Regions from separate parts of the Homo sapiens genome. Here region 2 is linked to region 1. A link is an interaction called in ENCODE POLR2A ChIA-PET data of the cell type or tissue named here. Cell type or tissue: PC-9. All regions are shown on one strand. Each heading gives the region's core, and the rest is flanking DNA. Links, peaks and the distances in the headings are about the cores only. Region 1 has its middle 220 kb from the start of IGFBP3. Region 2 has its middle 640 kb from the start of IGFBP3.

Evidence for each region. ChIA-PET counts read pairs that join two places held together with the same protein. Peaks named below come from ENCODE experiments on the same cell type or tissue, not always from the same donor. Only the 100,000 strongest peaks of a DNase experiment are listed, where the experiment ranks them.
Region 2: POLR2A ChIA-PET joins it to region 1 with 11 read pairs; 1 of 35 experiments calls an interaction of 5 or more read pairs at or near these places.

Annotation. Positions count from the first base shown.
Region 1 is chr7:46,135,658-46,142,604 of GRCh38, forward strand. No RefSeq gene overlaps it. Among named protein-coding and RNA genes, the nearest start is that of IGFBP3, 220 kb to the left of the region's middle. In PC-9, for the core only: no CTCF peak of the experiment used is centred there; a DNase peak (open chromatin) is centred at 3,624; H3K27ac peaks cover 2,373 bases.
Region 2 is chr7:46,556,159-46,563,105 of GRCh38, forward strand. No RefSeq gene overlaps it. Among named protein-coding and RNA genes, the nearest start is that of IGFBP3, 640 kb to the left of the region's middle. In PC-9, for the core only: no CTCF peak of the experiment used is centred there; DNase peaks (open chromatin) are centred at 1,283, 2,803 and 3,233; H3K4me3 peaks cover 418 bases; H3K27ac peaks cover 2,954 bases.

The DNA.
Region 1 (6,947 bases), core at 1,325-5,324:
AACTGCTGGTCTCTTTCCTGTCACCATAGATTACATTCCCCCTACTGTTTTAATAAGAATGGAATTATACAGCATGCATACATTTGTGTCTGGCTTTTTGCTTTGTCAGCATGATGTTTTGAGATTTATTCATGTTGTGTGTGTTCCTGTTTTACTCTATTTGAGCTGCTGTAACACAAACACTGAAAATTGGGTGGTTGATAAAAAACAGAAACTTATTTCTCACAGTTCTAGAGGCTAGAAGTCCAAGATCAAGGCATTGGCTGATTCACCATCAGGTGAAGGTTGGGTTCCTGCTTCACAGATAACGCAGTCTCTCTGTGTCCCATAGGGTGGAAGGTATGAGGGAACTCTCTGGGACTCCTTTTGTAAGAGCACTAGTCCCATTCAGGAGGACCCCACCTTTATGATCTAATCATTCCAAAAGGCTGTATATTTTAAGAACATCACATTGGAAGTTAGGATTTCAACATATGAATTTTAGGGGAACATAAACATTCAGACCTAAGAGTTCTAGCATAACTTTTTTTGTGCAGTTGTTAGTGTTCTACTGTGTGACTGTACAACAATTTGTTTATCCGTGCGCCTATTGTTGAACATTTAGGTTGTTTCCTGTTTGGAGCCATGATGAAAAAAGCTGCTATGAACTTTTGTGTGCAAATTTTATGTGGATATATGTTTTCATTTCTCTTGGGTAAATACCTAGGAATAAAGTTTCTGGATTGTATATTAAGTAAATGTTTAACTTTATAACAGACAGCAAAATTGTCTTTCACAATGTGGTACCATTTTATATTCCCAACAGTCTTGAAAACATATAATCTGTGCAACTTTGTTCTAATTTTTCAAAATTATTTTGGTTATTTTATACCCTTTACATTTCCATCTAATTTTAGGATCAAATTGTCAGTTTCTCAACAAGAACAACAACAAAAAGATTCCGGGGATTTTACTTTGGATTATTTTGAATCTCCAGATCAATTAGTAAAGGACTGAAATCTTAATACTGAGCCTTCCAATGCATAAACATGGTATATCTCTTTCTTTCTTTCACTGGTCTGAGTAAGGTTTTATACCATGCACATATTTTGCTAAATTAATTTCTGCTAAATAAATTGCATTATTTTGTATGATGTTTTTAAGGCACCATTTTTTTCTTTTTCTTTTTCTTTTTTTTTTTTTTTTGAGACGGAGTCTCACTCTGTTGCCCTGGCTGGAGTGCAGTGGCGCCATCTCCGCTCACTGCAAGCTCTGCCTCCCAGGTTCACGCCATTCTCCTGCCTCAGCCTCCCAAGTAGCTGGGACTACAGGCGCCCACCACCATGCCCGGCTAATTTTTTTGTCTTTTTAGTAGCGACGGGGTTTCACCATGTTAGGCAGGATGGTCTCGATCTCCTGACCTCGTGATCCGCCTGCCTTGGCCTCCCAAAGTGCTGGGATTACAGGCGTGTAAGGGCACCATTTTTTAAACTTCAAATGTAATTGTTCTTTCCTAGTATGTGGATATATCTATTTGAGTTTTGTGTATTGACCTTGAATCCTGTGTCCTTGCTAAACTCATATGTTAACTCTAGTAGCTTTTTTTGCAGATACCTTAGGATTCTCTGTGAATTTGAACATTAATTTGTTAACAGATGCAGTTTGATTCTTCCTTTCTAATATATATAATGTTTATTAATTGGTACTGCCTTATTGTCCTGGGCCATCAATTTAATAGAAGCAGTGAGTAGACATTCTACCTTTGTCTCTAATTTTAGGGGAAAGCATCTATATTTGGATATATGGATGGGTAGATAAATAGGTAAGTAGGTAGATAGATAGATAGATAGATAGACATGGATAAAATTTAGCACATATCCATGATTTAAAAAAATCTTGGCTAACTAGGAATAGAAAGGAACTTCCTTAACTAGATAAAGGGTATCTATGAAAAACTTAACTATCTGTAAATAGATAGAATCATTGCTCATGTATATGTGCATGTATGTATCATATATTTATGTCTGTGTTATATTACACACATACACACATCTGTAGTAATGATCATAAGATTTTTCTTCTTTATATTTTTTAAATGGTGAATTTCATTTCATTGCTAGACCTTGTATTCATTGGTTAAATGTCTTTAGGCCATGATGCAATATCTTTTCATAATTTGATAAATTCTATTTGCTAATATTTTTTCTTTTTCCATGTCCCCCATCCTCCCATTCAAAATACAGACCAGGCACGGGGCATGGTGTATCTGAGGAGAGGTTAATATTTTACAAAGAATTTTACTGTGACTTCTTTCATGAAAGTTACCGATCTCTAACTTTCATTTCTTATGATGTCTTTGTTTGGTGTTGGTATCAGCCTAATGCTGAGCTTCTGATATACGTTGGGAAATATTCCTTTCTCCTACATTTTATGCAGAAATTTGTGTAAAATTGCTGTTACTTCTTGGTAAATGTTTGATTGATTTCATCAGTGAAGCCATTGAGATCTGGAATTTTCTTTGTGAACAGATCTTAATTACAAATTAAATTTCATTAATAAAGAGTCACTTATATTCTCTATTCTTGGGGAGTCAATTTTGGTAATTTATGTCTCTCATTGAAGTTGCTATTTTATTAAAATGCCAGTTTTATTGGCAAAATCTTATTCATTGTATCCTCTTAAATTTTTTTTATCTGTCGAATCTGTGAGTGTATCCTCTTTTTTATTCTTGAATTTGTATTTTCTGTTCTTTTTATTGAATTAATCTGACTTGAATTGTGCCAACTTACTGATCTTTTCAAATAACCAGATTTTGGTTTCATGATTTCCTCTGTTGCTTGTTGTCTATTTCATTGGTTTCAGTTATCATTGTCATATCGTCTCCTCTATTTACATGGTGTTTAATAGACCTCCTCCTAGATGGAAGCTTAGGTAATTCACTCATTCAGCTCCTCCTAGATAGAAGCGAAGATGCCTCCATTTTTTCTCTGAATGTTTTTATAAACATGTTATAGTTTTACTTTTTACATATAAGTCTGTGATTCATTATTAATTAATTTTTGCATAAAGTATAAGACTTTACCCTTAGCTTGACATTTGTTCATTTACTTTTGCCTATTGATATTCAATTGCACCAGCATCATTTTTTGAAAAAGGTTATCTTTGCTCTGTTGAATTATTTATATACCTTTGTCAAAAATCAGTTGGGCCTATTTATGTTTATTTCTGTTCATTTTTTAAATCTCTGTCTGTCCCTCTACCAACATCAAATAGTCCTGATTACTATAGCTATATAAAAATTCTTAATATTGAATAGACTTGTTTATCCCATTTTATTTCTCTTTTTCAAAATGATTTTAGCTATTCTAATTCATTTGCCTTTCCTTATAAGTTTCAGTATAATCTTGTCTATATCAACAAAATTCCTGCTAAGATTTTAATAGAGATTTCATTAAATCAGTATTTAAATTGACAACTTTACTGTGTTGAGTTTTCCAGCTCATAAATGTGTTATGTCTGTCACACACATGCCTTGTTAGATTTACATCTAAATATTTTACATTCCACTAGTGAGAATGCCTAGCACTATGTTGGCTAAGAGTAATGAGAGGAGACATTCTTATGTAGTTACTGATGTTAGGACACATCCAGTCTGTCATCATTAGGTGTAATGTGAGCTGTAGGTTTTGTGCAGCTGCTTCATACCAAGATGAGGAAGTTCACCTGCACTCTTATTTTTCTGAGAGCTTTCACTATGAATAAGTGTTGAATTTTTTTCAAATGCTTCTTCTGCTTTGATTGCTAAGATCATGTAATTGTTCCTTTTTTGCCTGTTGATATGGTGCATTATGTTGATTGATTTTTGAATACTGAACTAGCTTTGCAACCCTGGAGTAAACGCCACGTAGTTATAGTGTATACTTCTTTTTATGTATTACAGCATTCTATTAGTATTTTGTTAAGGAATTTTGTGTCTGTATTCATGAGGGATATTGGCCTTCTTTCTTCCTTTTTTGTTTTGCTTTTGTTTAGTTTTGGCATCATGATAATACTAGCTTCATAAAATGAATTGGCAAATGAACGTCCTTTCTTCAATTTTCCTGAATAGATTGTGTAAAATGAGTGTTAATTCTTCTTTAAAACTTTGGTATAATTTTCCAGTGAAATTGTCTGGGTTTAGAGATTTCATTTTGAAAGTCAAATCTTGATTAAATTAAGATTTAATTAAAAAATTCTCAGCACAATTTTCCTTATAGTGATAGGGCTATTGAAATAATCTACTTCTATAGTTTGTAAACGTTTTTTTCCATTTTGTGAGTAGTTGCTTTGTTGATTTTTTTTGATGTCTAGAAGCTTTTTATTTTATTTTTTATTTTTAAGTTATTTTAATTATTTTTTTTGAGACAGAGTCTTGCTCTGTTGCCCAGGCTGGAGTGCAGTGGCTCAATCTCGGCTCACTGCAAGCTCCGCCTCCTGGGTTCTTGCCATTTTCCTGCCTCAGAAGCGTTTTAATTTGATGTAATTCCATTTGTCTGTTTTTGCTTTTGTAGCTTATGCTTTTGAGGTCTTAGCTAAAAATTCTTTGCCCATACCAATGTCATGGACATCTGCCCTGTATTTTCTTCTAGTTCTTTCACAGCTTGGGGTCTTACATTTAAGTCTTTAATCTATTTTGAGTTGATTTTTTTTCTTTTTTTTTAATTATACTTTAAGTTTTAGGGTACATGTGCACATTGTGCAGGTTAGTTACATATGTATACATGTGCCATACTGGTGCGCTGCACCCACTAACTCGTCATCCAGCATTAGGTATATCTCCCAATGCTATCCCTTCCCCCTCCCCCCACCCCACAACAGTCCCCAGAGTGTGATATTCTCCTTCCTGTGTCCATGTGATCTCATTGTTCAATTCCCACCTATGAGTGAGAATATGCGGTGTTTGGTTTTTTGTTCTTGCAATAGTTTACTGAGAATGATGATTTCCAGTTTCATCCATGTCCCTACCAAGGACATGAACTCATCATTTTTTATGGCTGCATAGTATTCCATGGTGTATGTGTGCCACATTTTCTTAATCCAGTCTATCATTGTTGGACATTTGGGTTGGTTCCAAGTCTTTGCTATTGTGAATAATGCCACAATAAACATACGTGTGCATGTGTCTTTATAGCAGCATGATTTATACTCCTTTGGGTGTATACCCAGTAATGGGATGGCTGGGTCAAATGGTATTTCTAGTTCTAGATCCCTGAGGAATCTCCACGCTGACTTCCACAATGGTTGAACTAGTTTACAGTCCCACCAACAGTGTAAAAGTGTTCCAATTTCTCCACATCCTCTCCAGCACCTGTTGTTTCCTGACTTTTTAATGATAGCCATTCTAACTGGTGTGAGATGGTATCTCATTGTGGTTTTGATTTGCATTTCTCTGATGGCCAGTGATGATTAGCATTTTTTCGTGTGTTTTTTGGCTGCATAAATGTCTTCTTTTGAGAAGTGTCTGTTCATATCCTTTGCCCACTTTTTGATGGGGTTGTTTGTTTTTTTGTTGTACGCAAATAAACTAGAAAATCTAGAAGAAATGGATAAATTCCTCGACACATACACTCTCCCAAGACTAAACCAGGAAGAAGTTGAATCTCTGAATAGACCAATAACAGGATCTGAAATTGTGGCAATAATCAATAGCTTACCAACCAAAAAGAGTCCAGGACCAGATGGATTCACAGCCGAATTCTACCAGAGGTACAAGGAGGAACTGGTACCATTCCTTCTGAAACTATTCCAATCAATAGAAAAAGAGGGAATCCTCCGTAACTCTTTTTATGAGGCCAGCATCATTCTGATACCAAAGCCAGGCAGAGACACAACAAAAAAAGAGAATTTTAGACCAATATCCTTGATGAACATTGATGCAAAAATCCTCAATAAATTACTGGCAAAACGAATCCAGCAGCACATCAAAAAGCTTATCCACCATGATCAAGTGGGCTTCATCCCTGGGATGCAAGGCTGGTTCAATATACACAAATCAATAAATGTAATCCAGCATATAAACAGAGCCAAAGACAAAAACCACATGATTATCTCAATAGATGCAGAAAAGGCCTTTGACAAAATTCAACAACCCTTCATGCTAAAAACTCTCAATAAATTAGGTATTGATGGGACGTATTTCAAAATAATAAGAGCTATCTATGACAAACCCACAGCCAATATTATACTGAATGGGCAAAAACTGGAAGCATTCCCTTTGAAAACTGGCACAAGACAGGGATGCCCTCTCTCACCACTCCTATTCAACAGTGTTGGAAGTTCTGGCCAGGGCAATCAGGCAGGAGAAGGAAATAAAGGGTATTCAATTAGGAAAAGAGGAAGTCAAATTGTCCCTGTTTGCAGATGACATGATTGTATATCTAGAAAACCCCATTGTCTCAGTCCAAAATCTCCTTAAGCTGATAAGCAACTTCAGCAAAGTCTCAGGATGCAAAATCAATGTACAAAAATCACAAGTATTCTTATACAGAAACAACAGACAAACAGAGAGCCAAATCATGAGTGAACTCCCATCCACAATTGCTTCAAAGAGAATAAAATACCTAGGAATCCAACATACAAGGGATGTGAAGGACCTCTTCAAGGAGAACTACGAACCACTGCTCAAGGAAATAAAAGAGGATACAAACAAATGGAAGAACATTCCATGCTCATGGGTAGGAAGAATCAATATCATGAAAATGGCCATACTGCCCAAGGTAATTTACAGATTCAATGCCATCCCCATCAAGCTACCAATGCCTTTCTTCACAGTATTGGAAAAAACTACCTTAAAGTTCATATGAAACCAAAAAAGAGCCTGCATCGCCAAGTCCATCCTAAGCCAAAAGAACAAAGCTGGAGGCATCACACTACCTGACTTCAAACTATACTACAAGGCTACAGTAACCAAAACAGCATGGTACTGGTAC
Region 2 (6,947 bases), core at 1,072-5,071, 420 kb after region 1:
CAAATTCAATAACTTAAGTGAAATGAACAAATTATTTGAAAGACACAAATTACCAAAACTGATTCAAGAAGAAGTAGTTAAATCTGAATAGACTTAGATACATTAAAGAAATTGAGTACCTGGCCAAACACTTTTCCACCAATAATTAAACACTCCAGGGACACATGGCCCCTCTGATGAATTTTATCCAATATTTAAGCAAAAAATGACACCACTGCCACTCAAAACTCTTATGAAATAGAGGAGTGAACACTTTGCAACCTATTTTATGAGGGCCTTATTAATCTGATATTAAAAACCGTACAGAACTCAATAATTAAAAAATATGGAACTATATTCTCTTATAGTTTAACACAGAAATAGCTTTTAAAAATTAACTAGTAGAATCAGGAATCCATAAAAGGAATAACACACCGTAACTAAATGGGGTCAGTTCAGAAATGCAAGTGTGCTTTTTTAAAATAACATTTTATTTCAAAATAATTACAGAATTTTTCCTATGGGAAGTAGCAAGGATAGTGTGGGGAGGACCCGTGCCCCCTTCACCCGGTTTTCTTGTTGGCTACATTTTACATAACTACAGTGCAACATCAAAACCAGGAAATTGGCACTTGCTACAATGTGTGGGTATAATTCTTATTATATTATCTTTAATGAAAGTTTTGGCTCAAAACTTACAAATCAGTAGTAGGGTAAGAGAAACTATTCTCTCTCTGAATTCTGTTATGCAATAACATGCATAAAAATATTAAAATGAAGATTAGAAAGTGTCACATGCTCGGAAATTAAAGCAACTATCATACAAGACATTTTGTATTATATCTATTAATAGCATCATACTCCGATTTATATTTTAAAGGAAGAGAGTACATTTATATTTGTACTTTCTACTGCTCTGCTTACACAATAGCAAATACAATTGTCTATTGAATATGGATGTGTGTATCTCAGCCTTAACAGTTAAATTCCTGGTGCAGAATATGTCCATTCTATGTGTACATTATTTATAGGAGTGGCAGTATGTTTTTATTTATTCAGACATATAAAAATTAATTTTTAAGGTAACTTCCGGCTCAACAAAAATCTGGATTATGCTAGAGACACAGATAAACATATATTTATGGGCTCTTTATGAAGTTCCCATGGGAAGCCTGAAAGTCAAAAGCAAGACCATAAAAATGAGCTCATCACTCTTAAGAAGCAGATAACTTACTCAGATAAGATAATAAATGTCCCAAGTATTCACTTTAAACTCAGATTGAACTGTGCCTGAACCCAGGGAGGCTGGATTCCCACCCCTGGATTGCCTTTCCCTTCTCGGTTCTCTTACTTCCTGGTTGGAGCCCAGGTGTCCTGTGCCAGCAGCTTTCTATCCCCAAACCACGTCCTTCACACTCTGCTGAGCCAGAAATGAACATGGACGTGCTGGGAGTCCGCACACACAGCTGGTTTCTGTTACAGTTTTATAAGGTTTCACCTGACACACCATTGGATGAGTTTTTTAAACTGCGCATGTGAAAATCTTTTAGTGTTTATAGATTAAGTGCTAAATCTTGGCAATGCCAGCTCACAGTTATTTAACAATTTCCTGAAGACGATGTGTGTACCTAAGCAGGCACACAGGCTTTTTAGTAACGAAGCCTCTGCCTGTCCTTCCAGACACATCTTGAGCAGTACTCCCACCTCCCTAGACTTTCTTAGTTACACGGTGGTCACTGCTCTGCCAAATGTATGTGCTTGAATAATCTTCACATATAAGTTAGTGAGCTACCTTTGTCTGGGCTGAAAATATTCTTCCCTTTGTTTCTGCTCAGTTGGGCTTCATAGGTCAGCTTCTTTTTATCACTCTCTCGATGAAAAGTCCAAGGCAGGCATGTCTAATTGACTGAAACTGGGTCATTTATTGTTCTCTCTGCAGGCCAGGAGAGTGAGGATGTAGTTGGTTTGTACAGGATAAATTTGACAACAGATATTGCAGATCAACTTTAGGGTACTGTTGAGGCTCTGCTGGGAGAGGAGAATTAGAGAGAGGTGAATTCATGAGACAGTTTAGGCCCAGAGCTAGGAAGACTAATGCATGTGAAAAGTGAGGAGATGTGTCTGACAGCCTCATCCAGATTCCTGGCATGTGGGATGAGGGCAGATGGAAAGACCACTCATTGAAACAGGACCAAACTTCCTTTACTCAATGTGGAGTATTTGTGAATATAGAAGAAGGAAAGGGCCATGGGACAGGTTCAGTTTTTGATGTTTCTATCCAGTGTTCAGGGGTCACTGATAAGTGAGAAAGTATGTGCCTTGGACAGGAGACCATGACAGTGATCTGGACCTGACATAGCACTGTCAATTTAGAGGAAGTAGTTGAAGCTGTGTGTGGAAGAGGCTCCACTCCGGTGGTATTGCTACAAATGCAAAGGCTGAATACCATGGGTCATGCTCTTTCTTTGACCTTCTAAAGAGTCTGGTGCAAGCCATATGTTGCCCTGTGCATCTTTGATTGTTATCTTTAGTCCACTGAGAATGTCCACTAACAATTAGGTAGGACTTATTACAGGCCATGCACTGTCCCAAGCATGTGTTTTCACTCATTTGATGTACACAGCACCTTAAGAGGTAGGCAATTTTTATGATGCCTATTTTACAACAGAGAAAGCTGAGGTGCAGAGAGATAAAACCCAACATTATAGAAAAAGTAAGTGTTAGATCCAGGGCTTCAACGTGAGACTCTTTTGCCCTGAAATCCCTGTGTCTCACCACACAAATATGCCTCTTTCAGAATTACATCATTTGTCACTCTGCCCTGTCACAAGACAATTAATGAAGTGTGTGTGTTGGCGGGGGGGGAGTGGGTGGGGAGTGGTCATCTTTTGAGGGATTGCAGGGTTCATAAAGAGAAGCTATACTTTTTCCTGGTTACTGTCTCCAAAGCCAAGCAAGAGTGATCAAGACAGCTTCATAATGTTTGGAGGAACCTACAAGAAGGAAAACCTGATAGTGTTTAATGCATATTACAGTAGATGCCATACTTAATTATAAATTTCTGAGTTTACTTCCCCATAGTTCTGTAAGCTTTTGAAGGCAAGACTTAACGTTAACCACCAAACCCCTAAATGGTAGTGTTTTTGTTAGAAACAGGCTGCCTCTAACCCTTCCAGCTCTTGAGGAGAAACGGGAGGAGAAAGATGACATTTGATCGTGTTCCAGGGAGAATGTCTAAGTTGTGTAAGTCAATTCTGACTCATGGGGAAAGGTTATTCTAAGTTTCAGCACACAGTTGTTTTTGTCCTTGTGTGAGGATGCTCTATAGGGCACGCCAGTGCCCCGGCTCATCCACAGGAAGTCTTTCATAGGAAGCAAACTGCAGTGTGTGGGGTTTCCTAAAAGAGCTTCAATATTGCAGTTCTAAAAAATTTCTAGAGGAGTTTGGGGCATATGGGGTTAAAGGTCAATGCAGGAAATCATTAGCGCACAGTAGGCATCTTCAATGAGATGAGCATTTGGTGTGGACACAGGGAAGGGAAGGTCTCATTAACACGCTGGCCAGTGAGGGCCTCACAGGTTTTATCTGGAAATAACAGGCAGTTAATTCCAGGTTTACATGCAGACTTATCTGCATACTCTGTGTTTTCAGATGGCATGTGCTATGTTTTAACCAACTGTGTATCTTTCCTTTCATAATGTGAATTGTGACCTGGAATTAATTCTAGCAGTATCAAATAGCTCCATCCATTTCTGGAACCTAAATAAAAAACAATGAACCACTCTTTCTAAAATAGGAGACCTGTTTACAAATCCTATTTGGCTACCCCTCATACTAGTAAAAGAAAGAGACCGTAAGTAAAGGGGAGAAAGGAAGAATGGAACAGAATGTTCACTCTTGTGTATTACTCCACTGTTATTATTGGTTCTTTTCTGCAATGAGGAATCAATGTTAGCATACAGTTGGTTTGTAAGAGATTGTAGGGGAAGATGGTAGTTAGGTCTGGAATTCAAAGAAAACTTCCTGGAGGAAGAAGAATATAAAAATTATAATAGAGGGATTCACCTTCTTCCTGGTTTAGTCTTGGGAGGGGGTATGGGTCCAGGAATGTATCCATTTCTTGTAGATTTTCTAGTTTATTTGCATAGAGGTATTTATAGTATTCTCTGATGGTTGGTTGTATCTCTTTGGGATCAGTGGTGATATCTGCTTTATCCGTTTTTATTCTGTCTATTTGATTCTTCTCTCTTTTCTTCTTTATTAGTCTGGCTAGTGGTCTATTTTGTTAATCTTTTCAAAAAACCAGCTCCCTGATTCATTCATTTTTTTTTGAAGAGTTTTTCACGTCTCTATCTCCTTCAGTTCTAATCTGATCTTAGTTATTTCTTGTCTTCTGCTAGCTTTTGAATTTGTTTGCTCTTGCTTCTCTAGTTGTTTTAATTGTGGGGTTAGGGTGTCGAAATATCTAAAAGTTATTTCCTGCTTTCTCCTGTGGGCATTTAGTGCTATAAACTTCCCTCTAAACACTGCTTTAGCTGTGTCCCAGAGATTCTAGTACATTGTATCTTTGTTCTCATTGGTTTCAAATAACTTATTTATTTCTCCCTTAATTTCATTATTTACCCAGTATTCATTCAGGAGCAGGTTGTTCAGTTTGCATGTAGTTGTGCAGTTTTGAGTGAGTTTCTTAATCCTGAGTTCTAATTTGATTGTACTGTGGTCTGAGAGACTGTTTGTTATGATTTCCATTCTTTTGCATTTGCTGAAGGAGTGTTTTACTTCCAATTATGTGGTCAATTTTAGAATAAGTGTGATGTGGTGCTGAGAAGAATGTATATTCTGTTGATTTGGGGTGGATAGTTCTGTAGATGTCTGTTAGGTCTGCTTGGTCCAGAGCTGAGTTGAAGTCCTGAAATATCCTTGTTGATTTTCTGTCCATTGATCTGTCTAAGATTGACAGTGGGGTGTTAAAGACTCCAGCTATTGTTGTGTGGGAGTCTAAGTATCTTTGTAGGTATCTAAGAACTTGCTTTATGAATCTGTGTGCTCCTGTATTGGGTGCATATATATTTAGGGAAGTTAGCTCTTCTTGTTGCATTGACCACTTTACCATTATGTAATGCTCTTCTTTGTCTTTTTTGATCTTTGTCGGTTTAAAGTCTTTTTTTGTCAAAGACTGGGATTGAAACCCCTGCAAATTTTTTGCTTTCCATTTGTTTAGTAAATATTCCTCCATCCTTTTATTTTGAGCATATGTGTGTCTTTGCACATGAGAGGGGTTTCCTAAAGACAGCACACCAATGGTTCTTGACTCTTTATCCAATTTGCCAGTCTGTGTCTTTTAATTGGGGCATTTAGCCCATTTACATTTTTTAGCCCATTACATTACATTTAGCCCACTACATTAATTCCAGGTCACAATGTTATGTGTGAATTTGATCCTGTCATTATGATGCTAACTGGTTATTTTGCCCATTGGTTGATGCAGTTTCTTCATAGTGTCCATGGTCTTCACAATTTGGTGTGTTTTTGCAGTTGCTGGTACTAGTTTTTCCTTTCCATATTTAGTGCTTCCTTCAGGAGCTCTAGTAAGGCAGGCCTGGTGGTGAAAAAATCTCTCAGCATTTGCTTCTCTATGAAAGATATTATTTCTCCTTTGCTTATGAAACTTAGTTCGGCTGGATATGAAATTCTGGGTTGAAAATTCTTTTCTTCAAGAATGTTGAATAATGGCCCCCACTCTCTTCTGGCTTGTAGGATTTCTGCAGAGAGATCTGATGTTAGTCTAATGGGCTTTCCTTTGTAGGTAACCTGACCTATCTCTGGCTGCCCTTAACATTTTTTGAAATTAAGGCAGTAATTATTAGCCTGGCAACCCAAAGAAAGCCCAGGAACAGATAGATTCACAACCGAATTCTACCAGAGGTACAAGGAGGAGCTGCTACCATTCCTTCTGAAAGTATTCCAATCAATAGAAAAAGAGAGAATCCTCCCTAACTCATTTTATGAGGCCAGCATCATCCTGATACCAAAACCTGGCAGAGACACAACAAAAAAAGAAAATTTGCCAATACCCTTGATGAACTTTGATTTGAAAATCCTCAATAAAATACTGGCAAACCAAATCCAGCAGCACATCAAAAAGCTTACCCATCCCAATCAAGTTGGCTTCATAACTGGGATGCAAGGCTGGTTCAACATAAGCAACTCAATAAACAATCCATCATATAAACAGAACTAATGACCAAAACCACAGGATTATCTCAATAGATGCAGAAAAGGCCTTTGGTAAAATCCAACACCTCTTCATGCTAAAAACTCTCAATAAACTAGGTATTGGTGGAACATATCTCAAAATAATAAAAGCTATTTATGACAAACCTACAGCCAATATCATTCTGAATGGGCAAAAGCTGGAAGCACTCCCTTTGAAAACTGGCACAAGACAAGGATGCCCTCTCTCACCACTCCTATTCAATATACTACTGGAAGTTCTGGCCAGGGCAATTAGGCAAGAGAAAGAAATAAAATGTAATCAAATAGGAAGAGAGGAAGTCAAATTGTACCTGTTTGCAGATGACATGATTGTATACTTAGAAAAGCCCATCGTCTCAGCCCAAAATCTCCTTTAGCTGATAAGCAACTTCAGCAAAGTCTCGGGATACAAAATCAATGTTCAAAAATCACAAGCATTCCTATACACCAATAATAGACAAACAGGGAGACAAATCATGAGTGAACTCCCATTCACAATTGCTACAAAGAGAATAATATACCTAGGAATCCAACTTACAAGGGATGTGAAGGACCTCTTCAAGGAGAACTACAAACCACTGCTCAAGGAAATAAGAGAGGACACAACAAATGGAAAAACATTCCATGCTCATGGATAGGAAGAACCAATATCATGAAAATGGCCATATTTCCCAAAGTAATTTATAGATTCAATGCTATCCCCTTCAAGCTA